Linked DNA regions of Homo sapiens: region 1 is linked to region 2. A link is an interaction called in ENCODE POLR2A ChIA-PET data of the cell type or tissue named here. Cell type or tissue: PC-9. All regions are shown on one strand.

The links. ChIA-PET counts read pairs that join two places held together with the same protein. Peaks named below come from ENCODE experiments on the same cell type or tissue, not always from the same donor. Only the 100,000 strongest peaks of a DNase experiment are listed, where the experiment ranks them.
Region 1: POLR2A ChIA-PET joins it to region 2 with 12 read pairs; 6 of 35 experiments call an interaction of 5 or more read pairs at or near these places.

The regions. Positions count from the first base shown.
Region 1 is chr3:98,891,876-98,894,375 of GRCh38, reverse strand. The region is part of intron 1 of DCBLD2 (discoidin, CUB and LCCL domain containing 2); the gene reads left to right. Among named protein-coding and RNA genes, the nearest start is that of DCBLD2, 8.6 kb to the left of the region's middle. In PC-9, no CTCF peak of the experiment used is centred here; no DNase peak of the experiment used is centred here; H3K27ac peaks cover 639 bases.
Region 2 is chr3:98,740,567-98,743,066 of GRCh38, reverse strand. It overlaps a transcript of ST3GAL6 not described here. Among named protein-coding and RNA genes, the nearest start is that of ST3GAL6-AS1, 9.2 kb to the right of the region's middle. In PC-9, no CTCF peak of the experiment used is centred here; a DNase peak (open chromatin) is centred at 1,476.

The DNA.
Region 1 (2,500 bases), 150 kb before region 2:
CCCCCTAGTTTTTGTTCTCGTAGTTGCCTGTCTCCTTTTTCTTGCCAGTGGATGTTGCTGGGGAGCATTCAGGTAGCTTCACTAATCTGGTGTAATAGAAAAGTAATGAGAAATGGAGGCTGGAACGTATTGTGGAGGACTTCCCATTGAGGGGCAGACTGAGGAGTTTGTATCTGCGATGTTAGGCCTGACATTAGCCTCAGGTGCTTCCTCTTTCACCTGGTTCATTTGTCTGTCACTAGGTTTGGTTATCTCTTCTCAACTCAGGCACCCCAAATCCATCATCTCAACAATGCTCTTTCCGTGATCTTGGACAGTTCCCAAACTTGGGCCCATGTGATAATCCCCATTCTCTGCTTTCTCTGGTTCTGGATAGCTCATAGTTACAAGATTAAGTCATGTGGTCATCGTGATTAGATCTGCCACAAATGAGGTCTGGCTAATCAAGTCCCAAGTGGGGATTACTGCTTAGCAGACTATCTCACTTTGTAAAGCTGATTTGTACAGCCGAACTCCTGCCCTGCTCCTAATCCTTGCACAGTATGACTTCCTCCTGACTGAAACCTTGTCCTCTTCCTCTTTATCAGAGCACTGCTACATTGGGGAATGTGAATTTTGTTTTGGCATGCTTTACACTTTGATGGCACTTTTACTTTATATCTGGAAACATGCTCAAAATGCCACTGGCTTTTACATATCTCTTTTTTCATTGCTTTGTGGTACCTTGTATCTCTGCTTTTTTCAGTGACGAGCTTTCTAAATGGTAATCTACATTTGTGCTGTATATTTTCTTAGTGACTGGCACACAGCAGATATTTGTTAAATTGTTAATTTATTTTTTAACCCTTGCAATAAAAAAGCAAGGGTTTTGTTTCTGCTTTACTGAAACTGTCATTTACACTGTCAGATTTTTGTTTGTTTTGGTTTTTGTTTTAGTTTGAAAAACCAAGCAGCTTTGCCTATCTTTATTATTGGTTTCTTTTTTTTTTTTTTCTTACTACAGTGGTCTTTGAAAATCTGGAGGCTTTGGACTTGGACATACCTGGATTTAAATAATAGCCTTGTTGAACTTGACATCCAGTTACTACTCTAAATATTTTAAAATATGTAACTCATCTTTCTTTTTAGACTGTAACGAGGGCTGGGATTGAATCTGGGTAGCAAGTAAATTTTTGTTCAATGAATGAATCAATATGTCAAAGAAAATTTTGTTTCATTTTACTCTGCAGTTAAAATTTCCATTTTTATATGTTTCCGTTCCACTAAGACTCACTTTTCCATCCCTCTTCCCTTTATCCCCAATTATTGTTCCACCCCCAGCTCAGTGAGAGGAGTCAGAGCATGCAATAGAGGAATGTGGCAGAAAGGCATGACTGTCTCCAGCCCACCCAAATCTTAATGTGAGTTCTGTGCTCTCCTTTTTGACCTTTGCTCTGCCTCTTCAGCCTTCTGCCTGTTGGTGTGCTTCAGTGTTTTTTGATCCCCACCATCTCAGATCATTTTATCTCTTCTTTCCTGATATACCTTTGTTTCTGTCTACTCTTGGCATCCTAAAAGCCAGCTTTATAGGTCTGGATGTGAGGTGGACATTCTTTTGCATGCATGGAGGAAGAGTGTTTTAGTTAGGACTTTTGAGGTTATAGAGAACAGAAATCCATATCTGATTAAGGTAGAAGGAGAAACTATTGGGAGGATTGAGAGGGGAAGGCAGGAATGCAGCTAGACTTCAGGAACCAAGGACTCAGCTTAGTTCTTCCCTCTTGTTTCAGTCTGGCTTTCTCTTTGTGGAAGGAATCATGGCTGCTGGCAATCCCGAAGGCTTACGGTTTTAACACGGAGAAATTCTGTATTTTCCCTATTGTACAAGGTCCAGGAAAGGGTGAGTTGGCCCTCACATTGACCCAGTGTGATTCAGTACCCACCCTTGGACCAGTCAAATAACCAGGGGGCATGAGGTCATATTAAAACTGTTGGGAAACTGCAGAGCACCTTCCAGAGAAGGATAAGGCAGGGTACTAGATAAACAGAGGCATCCTCTTCTAGGAGAAAGAGTGTTACATTTATAAAGAGACCACTGTATTTTAAAGAAGTTCTTACTGAACCTTTACATTTATCTTGGGAGATGGGTGGTGGTATCCTCATCCGTGAGGTAGTTGCATCCTCACCAGTATACTGGTTAGGGTATGTAAGCTTGTGGCAGTTAAGTGTCCAGGATCTTGAAAACTGGCATGTCTAGAATTTGAATCTAAGTCTGTTGGACTCCAAAGCCTATGTACTTTCTAATGTGTTAGTTGTCTACCATAACATTAGTTTAGGCTTATTTCTCATTCAACAGCATGTGCTAAGAGCCTTGTATGTTTTATTTCTGTGTGTATGCTTATAAAGGTGAGTAGAATGCATTGCCTTTCTAACCAAATTTTATAGGTTGGTATGGTAACCTGACATAAATATGCATAATTAAGCATATTAAGTACAGAAAGATATTATTATGGAAATAGGG
Region 2 (2,500 bases):
ACGATATTCCAGCCTGGGCGACAGAGCAAGACCTTGTCTCAGAAAAAAAAAAAAAAAAAAAAAAAAGAGCCTGGCATGGTGGCTTATGCCTGTAATCCCAGCACTTTGGGAGGCTGAGTCGGGCAGATCACCTGAGGTCGGGAGTTTGAGACCAGCCTGACCAACATGGACAAACCCCGTCTCTACTAAAAATACAAAAAAATTAGCCAGGTGTGGTGGTACATGCCTGGTATCCCAGCTACTTGGAAGGCTGAGGCAGGAGAATCGCTTAACCCAGGAGGCGGAGGTTGCTGTAAGCCAAGATTGCGCCACTGCACTCTTGCCTGGGCAACAAGAGCAAAACTCCATCTCAAAAAGAAAAAAAAAAAAAAAGAAAGAAAGAAAAAGAAAAATATAAGGGCCAAGAAGTCTGTATATTTGAATCAGTAGATTGGCAACTTCTATAGGCAAATCCATGAGTGATAATTAAAAAGTTGTTTGGTAAGCATGGACCCCTCAATAAGGGTATGATCTCCCCTGCACAGTGCTGCAAATATGCTGATATTCTGCTTTGCTCTGTTTTCCTAGCCTCCTTGCAGACCTCTCCCTGACATTCCACTTTCAGGCTAATTAAAGTTCAAGTAAGTTATAGAGTTGTTTCTTTCACATCTAATTCTTCTCTGGGAATTTTAAGCTCTTGCGGTTAGGGTGTTTTGGGTCCTAATGCTTAATTTCCAAGGAAGAGGAAACACCACAAAAAGACAGAGTTAAAATCTACTGGACAACACTCAAACTTAGAAAACATATTTTTGGAGTAAAAATGTAAAATTTTTTAGAGCTAAATATTAACATCAGGTATTGCATAAGCTATGAATAACACATTGATATATCAAATCAAAGGAGTGGAGAGGGGAAGGAAGTCAAAACTTAATTGCAATGCCAACAAAGAAATACAAACCAAATATTGATGAAAATGTATTTGTACATTGTCATACACATAATTGTGTAAAATGAAGCTGTGAATAGAAAGCACTTGGCTTTCTACTGTGTAAAATATATGAAGAAGGTACTGAAAGGTTCGAGGCCACACATTTGTAGTGATCCTCTTGACTCTTCTCATTGGATGTCTCAATCCCGTCAAATCCCATCTCTACTATCAAACTTCATACAGAATCCCCCACCTCAAAAGTCACAAATGACACTTCACATTTCTATCCTTCACTCAAGTTATTAAAAGTGAGAGTGCTAAATATCAATTATATATTAACTTAACTAATGTTTTCATCATATTCTGGTGACAACAGCAATTGGAAGGAATGTATTACATGCCATATTGTAAGCCCCAAGTCCAAATTTAGAAGCAACATGTAGAATTTACCTGTTATAAATTGTTTATATAGACCTACCTCCCTAAGTGCCTTATAGAGAGATATAAATATATAAGCCATAGGCCTCTAAGTCTGATCCAGCTGGCTCCTACGGCCTGTCCTGCCTTATCTCCTGAAATGCTTGACTCTTGACTCATCTCCTGAAATGCTTGACTCTAGTAACACCAAACTTTGTGCACTTCTCAATCCTTCTTGGCAGTTTCATGTCTCAGCGCCTTTGGTCATACTGTTCCTGCTGCCCGGAATGTTCTCCCTCTCCTCTCACCCTGCCCCCCAATTCCCCTCCCACAACATTCCCACTCCCCAATATAAATTGGAATAATCTGTTAGGATTCTGTTCTTCAAGGAGGACTTCCCTTTCTATCTCTACCCTGCATCTGGATGATGACATAGGAGTCCAAGAAAGCATATGTAAAGCTGTTTCAAGATCAGAGATAACTACAGTGTTTCTATGTTTTGAACCATAAAAAAAAAAAATCTCAGATTTCAAGAACATTCGGAGAGAACGGTTTTTGCTCCTTAAGCCTAGTTTATTCTGAAAAATTCATAGCTCTATTCAACCTACAGATTTTCTCTCCCTAACTCCACTTGAAAGCATATGTACATACATGCATGCACACACACACACACACACACACACACACACACTGAATCCCTCTACTATATGCCCATGGATCCCTTTATAATAGCAGAGTACTTGGCATATGATAGATGCAAAGTATTTGTTGCTGTTCGCTGAAGAATGATGAAAGAAATATAATAACATAGGTAGATTAACATAGTCCAAAGGGAAGCCAGGTGCTAAGAGGAAACAGATCTGAGAAAAAATTAGAGGTATATAAGAACAATCAGAAAGGGTTTCTGGGGAAAGTCAATTTTTAACTAATTGAGGAAGAATAGAATTGTCATAATAGCTATAAAAACAGAGTTATAATAGTAATAGTGGCAGATAACACTGATTAAATATTTGATATTTGGCAGAAACTATGCTCAAATATTTGTATGTGTTTTTTTCATTATCACAATTACTGTGATGTGGATATTATTTCAAATTTATAGATAAGGAAAGTAAGGCTCAGAGAAGTTAGGCTATTTGTTCGGAGTCATGCAGTGATAAGTTATGAAGCTGGAAA